3 separate regions of the Homo sapiens genome follow, and regions 2 and 3 are each linked to region 1. Evidence: chromatin contacts called from ENCODE Hi-C or POLR2A ChIA-PET data. All regions are on one chromosome and are shown on one strand. The core of a region is the stretch at or near the end of the contact, and the rest is flanking DNA. Distances in the headings are between cores, read along the strand shown.

Region 1 (2,821 bases), core at 292-2,791:
TGGCAAAATAGGTAATTCAAAACGCATTCCAATAACACAAGAAAGTTTTAAAATTAGGTTAGATCAGAGGTTCTTAATCCTGGCAGCGCATTAGAATACTCTGGGGAGTTTTCAAAGGCCAGTGATAACCCTGACCCAACACAAACATGTGAATTAGAATCTCTTCAAATAGAGTCCAGAAGAGCTTTTGAAAATCCCCTCAAATGATTCCAGTGTACAGCCAGGGTGGAGAACCACAGTGCATATATAGAGCTTTATGTGAGTGACCCCTGGACTGAGTGTGAGGAATTCTCACATCACTGTGTAGAATCACGGTGTTCACATACAACAGATGCTCAACAGATGAGTGTAGACTCATTGACTGAAATCCTGAAAGAGCTTTGAAATCTGGAAAGTTAAGACAATGTGCATTGGAAAGTTCAAGTACTGTACAGACACATCGTAGAAAGAAAAAGTAGGAGATACTGAAAATAAAATTATGCCTTCATTGTTAGTTGGTCAATTCAGGATTCCCTGCAGACTGTTTTATGACACCATGATTTCAGTCTATCTTTATTTTAGTTATAATGCCTTGCATACCTTCCACATCCAAAGTGTTTCAGAGAAAAGCTACTGATATGGCACAGTGCATGGCAGTTGTGGTGGCTATTTTCCCTTCCCTTCCTCACTCCTCTCCTCTTCTCCCCTCTCCTTCCCTTCCCTGCCCTTCTCAGCAAAGAAATTAGGGAGATACAAATAGAGCTGAAAGTGCTAATTTCATACATTAAAAAATTAGCCAAGCCTGGGCATAGTGGCTGAAGTCTGTAATTCCAGCACTTTGTAAAGTCAAGATGAGAGGCTTGCCTGAGGCCAGGAGTTCAAGACCATCCTGAGCAGTATAGTGAGACCACATCTCTATAGAAAATTTAAAAGTAGCCTGGTATAATGGTATATGCCTGTAGTCTCAGCTACTTGGGAGACTGAGGTGGGAGGGTTGCATGAGTCCAGGGGTTTGAAGTTGCAGTGAGCTATGATTGTGCCAGTGCACTCCAGCCTGGGTGACAGAGTGAAACTCTGTCTCCAATATATATGAAGCCTCTAAATGAAAGCGAGGAAAACACCATATATATATATATGGTGTTTGTGTGCCTCCTCTCTTTCTCTTTTTCCCTCCAGTTGATAATGGAATTTGGTCCCCCAATTCTCAATTAAAGAAAACCAGGGCTTTAATATAACATTTTGTTTGTTCAATTCCTGTCTCTTTCAAAAAAGTATTTGAGGCTGCATAGAAATTAATAGTGTTGCAGAAAATTAATAAAATATAAAAAGAAGAGTGCTAAAATTTTGGAAAAGGGGATGAAACACTATGATAACCACATGAACTTAACAGAATTTTGTGAATGAGTAAGAAATTTACTGTGGGCTTCCCCAGTAGTCAGGACAAGAAATAAGTTTGCATGGTTGTCAAGTGCAGAAAAGAGGAAGTACATAGCAACTACTTGGGGGTGACAAAGAAACTTCTGCTTTGAAATGTTATAGGGGACGATGCGTGTCATGACAGCAGCATCCTTGACAACTGCTTCACAACAAATACAAAGTAGTTTCAATATTGCTGTTCCCTGTAGTTGAAGACATAACTTGAAAGCCAAACTCAGTGAAGCTGATCTTCTAAGATGTTGAATTCAAGGAGTTGAACTTATCTTTATAACATAACCTTTCTTTCTTCTTGTTCTTAAAATTTTAGTCATTTTCGCTTTCATTTAGAGGCTTTTTTTTTTAACATTACAGTGGGGATGAATGATTTCTGTTTTTAACCTACCACATTATTTTGCTTTTTCACCGTTAACTGTTTACCAATTGAAAAACTTAATATTTATTTTCAGTTGCTTGGGATTCTTCAAGGGTCTGAGATCTGTCTGCCCTGTCTTGTTTTGGCCTTTGTTTCCCCTAAAGTGATACCTTGTTGATTGATAAGAGGCTGACAGACTTCAGGTAGTTACCCTGAAGGGAGTACAAGGCCAGGACTCACATGTGTTTTTCTTGGCTATGGAAAAGGAGCACTTTCCTCTTAGGATCATGCAGCTGCAAAAGTAATGATGGGATTGAGTGGAGCTTGGAATCTTATGGTGCAGGTATAGGTACAGATAGAAAAACCGCAAACTGCTGTCTCTCTTCCAGTGTAATAAGCTAGCAGATACCTGACTGTACAAAAAAAAACCTTGAATCCACGTTTGGGAAGTTCCTTTAGCTTAAAGTCTTGTGCTGGTGTTGTCTGGGACTCAGCAGCAATGGTGAGCTGATTTGAACTGAATGGAGAAGGCTGTCTTATGCAAAATCTGTTTGTGTAAACTTGCATTTCACTTGTTGGCAGCAAACACTAATGCTCAAAGACACACTGCCACTCATTTCTGAAAAGCACCAAATATTTGACTTTTATCTGCATTCAGACACAATCAGTTTCAAGTTGTTTCTGTAGCTATCAAACGTAAATATTTTAGATACAACAAGCTTATGAATTACATAACTTATGCTATCATCCTTGGAATTATAATTTTTTTATGATATATTGAAAAATTTATTGAACACTTACTTTGCAAATGACATTATAATAAGTACAGAGCAGGGGAATACAGCATAAATAAAAGACATGGTAATAGCCTAATGTAAACTTTCAGTGTAGTTGAAAAGTGAATATTTAAATTAAATTAGTTAAATTATTAGAAAGTTGAATGTTTTTAGGAGAGAACTTTTTTTTATTATGGTAAAACATGAATATGAGTATGACTAGAAAGCTTGGGGTGACTCAGAATAAGAGTGTAATGAACTTAAAGAATGGTTCAGA
Region 2 (2,700 bases), core at 91-2,590, 1.4 Mb before region 1:
CAACCACAACAGCAGGGCAGGGCCACCCAGCCTCTGTGTTTCACTCTGCATGGCTGGCCCACCAAGTTCCCTTGGCCTTATGGCTTCTCATTTAAACTGCAGAGAAGCTATGGTTAAGTCAAAGGCTCAAGTAGGTTAGAGTGAATTACTGAATCAGAGGAGTCCTATTTACACAAAGGAGGGAAGGAGTATCATAAAGAGGAAGAAAAGTAAAAGGAGGCATAAATGAAGAAAATGAAAGAGGAATCCGCTAAGAATAGACAAAGTGAGCGTCAAAATGACTCCACCCCAGGAAGGAGAGGGGGAGGGACCCATGGAGCAGGAGGGAAAAGGATTCCTCCCCCTCAGTAATCTTAATTATAACAGTATAGGACAGGTATGAATAGTGTTGTTTTATATATGAGAAAACTGAAGCTCAGAAAAGCTGTATCACTTACTCAAGGAAATACAGTTGGTAAGAGTCTCCTAATTCTGTAAATTTTTTCTTTTCATAGGTCTCTTTCTTCCCTTGTTTCCATCATTATTTCCCTCTGGCCTCCTTTTATGTGTACAAAGTGAAGTACGGAGGTTTTTACCTTTTTTCTGAAATAGTTATCAAATATCCCATGATGGAGTGAGTACGTGGTTACCATGACAACACAGCCCTCACTGAGGACTAGCCTCCCTGCTTTGCCTCCGGAATCATGTTTCACGGAACAGGTTCCTCTCCGTGCAACTTCTAGCAGCTGTAATTCTACATTTTGTTTGGGTGATTATTTGCTGAATGTCTGTCCTCCACTAGACTATGTAAGTTTCACAATGGCAGAGACCAGCCTACTTTGCCAAGTGTGCCCCCAGCGTTTTGCACAGTGCTTAGCACCAGGATCTATGTGTTATTTGCTAAGCAAATGTTCTGTGGTTCCTCTCCGCTCTCTTCTGAAAGTTACATGGACAGTAACCTTTAGCTCACAATTATGTTAATAAATACTGTGTAACGAGTCGGGCCGGTATTTACAGATAGTATACACGTGAATGAACACACACACACTCACGACTGCACAACAGCCCGGGGCAGGTGCACTCAAGAGGAAACGCGCACAGTCGGAGCCAGCCTGACCAACGCTGTTAAACACCGCTGCGCTGGGCTCCGCGGGCCTCTGCCGCGTGGGAGGGCACCCAGGCTGACGCGCTGCGGGAGTCTGGGGCCCACTGGGACTTGCCTGCCGGGCCGGGTGGCGGCGGCGTGGGCGGTGAGCTGCGCGGTGATTGGCCCGCGCCTGCCGGGGCGGGGCGGGGCTGGCAGCGGGAGGCAGGCGCCTGAGCCAAGGGGGGCGTGCGCGGCGGCGGCTGCCGTAGTTTCAGTATAAACAAGGAACCCGACTGGTTAGACAGATTTTGTTTTTCTTCTTCCCGCGCGCTTTAGCTCCCTGTCCTTTGGTCGCATTTGTGGGCGCGCGGCACGCAGCCGGGAGGCCGAGGACTCGGAGTTCACCTGCAGGTAGGTTGTTCCCTGGCTGGGTTGTTCTCCCGGCTGGGGGACCACAGCCCGGAGCGGGAACTCCGGACCCTACTGCGCGCTGCGCTCTCCCTGGAGATCCCTGGGCCGCGCGGGGAGCGAGCGGGGCTCAGAGACTTCACCGGCTGCCGGGTGCGCTCCGAGGCGGCGGGAGATCCCGAGGCGAGTGAGCGCGAACGCGGGCGCCAAGAGCCGAGTTACAGCCCGGGACCGGGGGAGGGCCCCTGCCCGGCCGCTGCGGGTACCTGGGACTGCCGCGGCCCCAACAGGTGCGAGGCCGAGCCGCTGGGACCCGGGCAGGGCCAGGCTTGGGTTGGGTTGGGTTGTGCCTTCCCTCTTTCTCCCTGATCCTGCAGCCAGGCCTTCTGTCTCGAGATAGGTGGTTTTTGAGGATTTGTCTTGAGTTGTAATCGCGTCCATCATTTTTTTCATCCCTTCTTTCCTTCGTGTGCATACCTAGGTTGATTCTTCCACTTCTTGACCAGTTTTGTGTGCGTGTGTGTGTAGGGGGAGCTGTTTATTTTTGTTGTCAGTGCCATGTAATCTAAAGTCTGACTCGTAGGAAGGGACAAGGGAACAGAAGTCACATACTCGCCACCGACAAGGTGATGTGCTGTCATCCTTCGGTGTTCACCTGGCAAACTTGGGAGACACTGAGTCGCCTTGCTTTTGCCAGAGCTCAGTTGAGTCGCCTCGGGTCACCTGCCTGGGGAATCTCAGATGAGCTAGAGGTATCTAGGAGCCTCGCGGGCAGTCAGCTTAAGGGAGGTTCTTTCTAAGGGAGCTGTGAAAACAACTTAAGTGCTGCACCAGGGAAAAGGGCGAGACGGGGGCTGGGGTGCGCGCGCCTTTGTGTGTGTGTATGGACGTACCATTTCAATACTGCTTGCTGTCTTGCCCCAACCAAATCGGCGCAGTTCAGGCAAAAGCAACGTAGCTTAATCCTCTGACACTGCCGAGGGTGGCACAAGTGTGGCAGATAACACAAGGAGATTGTCTAGACGGCGATTTTCTCTTCGGAATGTAGATGTGTCCATCCTCCCTGATGAATTCGGTGGATATGGTGTATATAGATGAATATGCACACAAATTTGTGTATGTGTTTGGGCCGAACGCGTCTCCAAGGAGTCCTTCGTCAGCACCATGTGACGACGGTCAGGAACTGCTGGTGTGTGTAGATCTATATTTAGCTCAGATGGTCTAAT
Region 3 (2,700 bases), core at 103-2,602, 1.4 Mb before region 1:
GTAATGTTCTTTATGTGATATTTCACATAATGAGTGGAAGGTATCTATACAATAATTTTCCTTAGTTGGTATTATTTGATCAAAACATATATGCATTCGTATTCCTCCACTATGGTAGATTTTCTTATGAGTTAAAGGAAATCTTATGAGTTAAAGGAAAAGATCTCAGAATTAGTTTTAATTTACAATTTTGCTATTGTGAGTGAGAGTGACCCTTTTTTATCAGTATAAAAGCCTTTTCAGGTACAAACTGTATGTTTATGTCTTTTTCTGATTTTCTATTGGATTATTAGTGATTTTCACTTAGTAACAGTACAGTAAATAAGTGTATATTCATCATTTCCTAAATTTGCTCTGGTTATCTTTTTTTTTTTCAAGAAGATACTCATTCTTGACTCCTTTTTATTTGAAGCTACAGGTGTAGAATTGTGGCAATCACGTATGAGTCATACACCTTTTTTCATTCTGTTCTTAGGATTTGGCCAAAGTCAAATTCAAACAAATAGAAGTATAACTATACCCTAAATCCTTCTCTTTCTATAGCATTCCTCCACATGGTTAAAATTTGCTCAGTATCTTTAAAACAACAACAGTTACAACCAAGACAAACTCCTGATCTTTCTTTCACCTTAAGTAATTTTGGAATCTTTCTACCAGTCATTAAAATAAGAACTGGAAGAACTGGTAATGTGAAAAGAAAAACAGAGAGTGAATTGTCTGCAGCATAACTAATGTAACACTATAGCTGAATGATTGTTTGCTCATTTTTCCTTTCTCAGAAGTTTGAAAATGATTCTTTTCCCATTGATATGTAGTTTTCAGAAATTTGCAAAGCAGTGGCCTATTGTGATTTCTCTAAAGATGCTATAAAATTAACCTGTTGGCTTCATAGTACGCCATGTAGTATGAAAGGAAGAAGTATGAAAGGAAGAAGATGAGGTTGACTGTAAGCTGAATGTTAATTAACTAATAATTAATTAATTCAGCATGTAATATTGAGTAGTAATTATGAGCCAAGCCATCTGCTCAACTCTGAGAATATGTAGTAGTAAATAAGGAAGGTGTACCCCTTGCTTTTCAGAGCTTATATTCTAAACCAGTTCCTTTTTACCCCAGTTAACACATGAAAATCACCTGGGGAGCTTTACAAAAATACCAATCCCTTTGTCCAAGTCAAGAATTTCTAGGGGTATAACTCAGGAACAAATATTTTTTTAAAACTCCCCAGTGATTTCTAAGTGAAGACAGAGTTGAAACCACTAGTCTAGCCAGACCTCAGAGATAGCTAGGAAACCACACAATATTTTGAAGAGGAAGTGGTCATGGAAATTTTGATGTGAAGTAATATGAACTACGTAGCATTGACTTGGAAACATTCTTGCCACAATGTTTCACTTAAAAGCAATAGGGGCATAAGACCTGCATTCCAAGGTATAGATAACAGAGAGGATAGAAGAACAAGTTAAATGACACTTTGAGGAAAAATATCAAACAAGTTCAGAAATTGGTACTAAGCCAAATGTCCTGGCTTCTTCAAAAAAGACAATGTCAAGAAAAGCAAGAAAAGGTTGGAAATGAGGTAAGAACTGATAAAAATTAAAAGAGAATAAAGAAACACCAACCAAATATAACACATGAACCTTGAGTATATCCTGGTTCAAAATGTCCTTGGGAACAATTTAGGAAATTTAAATATGTACTAGAAATTAGATCATATTAGGGATATTAGGGGATATTGTTGCTTTTTTTTAGGTGACAATTATATCATTATCTATGCACAAGAATGTCCTTATTTATATATATTTTCTCGAGATGGAGTCTTGCTCTGTCAACCAGGCTGGAGTGCAGTGGTGTGATCTCGGCTCACTGCAACCTCCACCTCCTGGGTTCAAGCGATTCTCCTGCCTCAGCCTTCTGAGTAGCTGGGATTGCAGGTGCCCGCCACCACGCCCAGCTAACTTTTGTATTTTTAGTAGAGACGGGGTTTCACCATGTTGACCAGGCTGGTCTCAAACTCCTGACCTCTTGATCCACCCGCCTCAGCCTCCGAAAGTGCTGGGATTACAGGCGTGAGCCACCGTGCCCAGCCAAGAATGTCCTTATTTTTAAAAGATTCACATTAAAGTATTTTTATGGGTGTCTGCAACTTTCAAATGGTCCTTCAACAACACAAAATGAAATCACACATATAGATAAGCAAATATAGTCACACTTTTTAAAGGTGTTTGGAAGAGGCCGAGGTATTAAAGATGAAAGAGGCTACTGAATAGTGATGATAATTATATTTAATTAGCTACAATTTCTTGAGTAAGTTCTATGTTCCAGATAAGGTGCTAATGACATTATATGCATGATTTAATTTTATTTTTAAAATAAGCTTGATTATTTTAATCTTATGAATAAGAAAACTGAAGCTTGGAATGATTGAACCACTTGTTCAAGTTCACACTGAGCTACATTTGAACCAAGCTCTTCCTGTTTCCGTTGTGGGTGATCTTGATCATTACGCAGCTTTGCTTCCACCTTAAACTGCAATATAAGCACTGAGGTAATGGAAAGCCCATTTGCTTTGGATTTACTTCAGTTACAGCACTTATTACAATGCAAATTCACCTAATTATTTATGTGTCTGCTCCATAGACTGTGTCCTCCTTGTCATACAAAGAACATAATCTTTGGTATCAGGCCCAGCTGGGTCCA

The links. Hi-C counts contacts between places; a loop is a spot of excess contacts on that map. ChIA-PET counts read pairs that join two places held with the same protein, here RNA polymerase II (POLR2A). Pooled maps may share reads with other maps.
Region 2: a map of naive thymus-derived CD4-positive, alpha-beta T cell shows a loop between it and region 1 (5-fold over the local background). The contact joins the promoter of RASGEF1B here to the enhancer-like site in region 1. A Hi-C loop is called at or near these places in 2 of 168 maps with a recorded cell type or tissue (naive thymus-derived CD4-positive, alpha-beta T cell and sciatic nerve) and 6 of 50 pooled maps.
Region 3: a map of naive thymus-derived CD4-positive, alpha-beta T cell shows a loop between it and region 1 (10-fold over the local background). The contact joins two enhancer-like sites. A Hi-C loop is called at or near these places in 2 of 168 maps with a recorded cell type or tissue (naive thymus-derived CD4-positive, alpha-beta T cell and sciatic nerve), 1 of 37 single-sample maps with no recorded cell type and 6 of 50 pooled maps. POLR2A ChIA-PET finds 5 or more read pairs at or near these places in 1 of 52 experiments (common myeloid progenitor, CD34-positive).

The regions. Positions count from the first base shown.
Region 1 is chr4:80,057,616-80,060,436 of GRCh38, reverse strand. The region is part of intron 3 of ANTXR2 (ANTXR cell adhesion molecule 2); the gene reads left to right. Among named protein-coding and RNA genes, the nearest start is that of ANTXR2, 14 kb to the left of the region's middle. Within about 2 kb of position 1,541, at least 7 of the 41 ENCODE cell types and tissues checked have a DNase peak (open chromatin) inside an H3K27ac peak, as active enhancers do.
Region 2 is chr4:81,470,547-81,473,246 of GRCh38, reverse strand. RASGEF1B (RasGEF domain family member 1B) reads left to right here and starts at 1,340. Exons shown (of 14, transcript NM_152545.3): 1 at 1,340-1,477. RefSeq lists a silencer at 999-1,408.
Region 3 is chr4:81,490,768-81,493,467 of GRCh38, reverse strand. No RefSeq gene overlaps it. Among named protein-coding and RNA genes, the nearest start is that of RASGEF1B, 20 kb to the right of the region's middle. Within about 2 kb of position 1,352, at least 5 of the 41 ENCODE cell types and tissues checked have a DNase peak (open chromatin) inside an H3K27ac peak, as active enhancers do.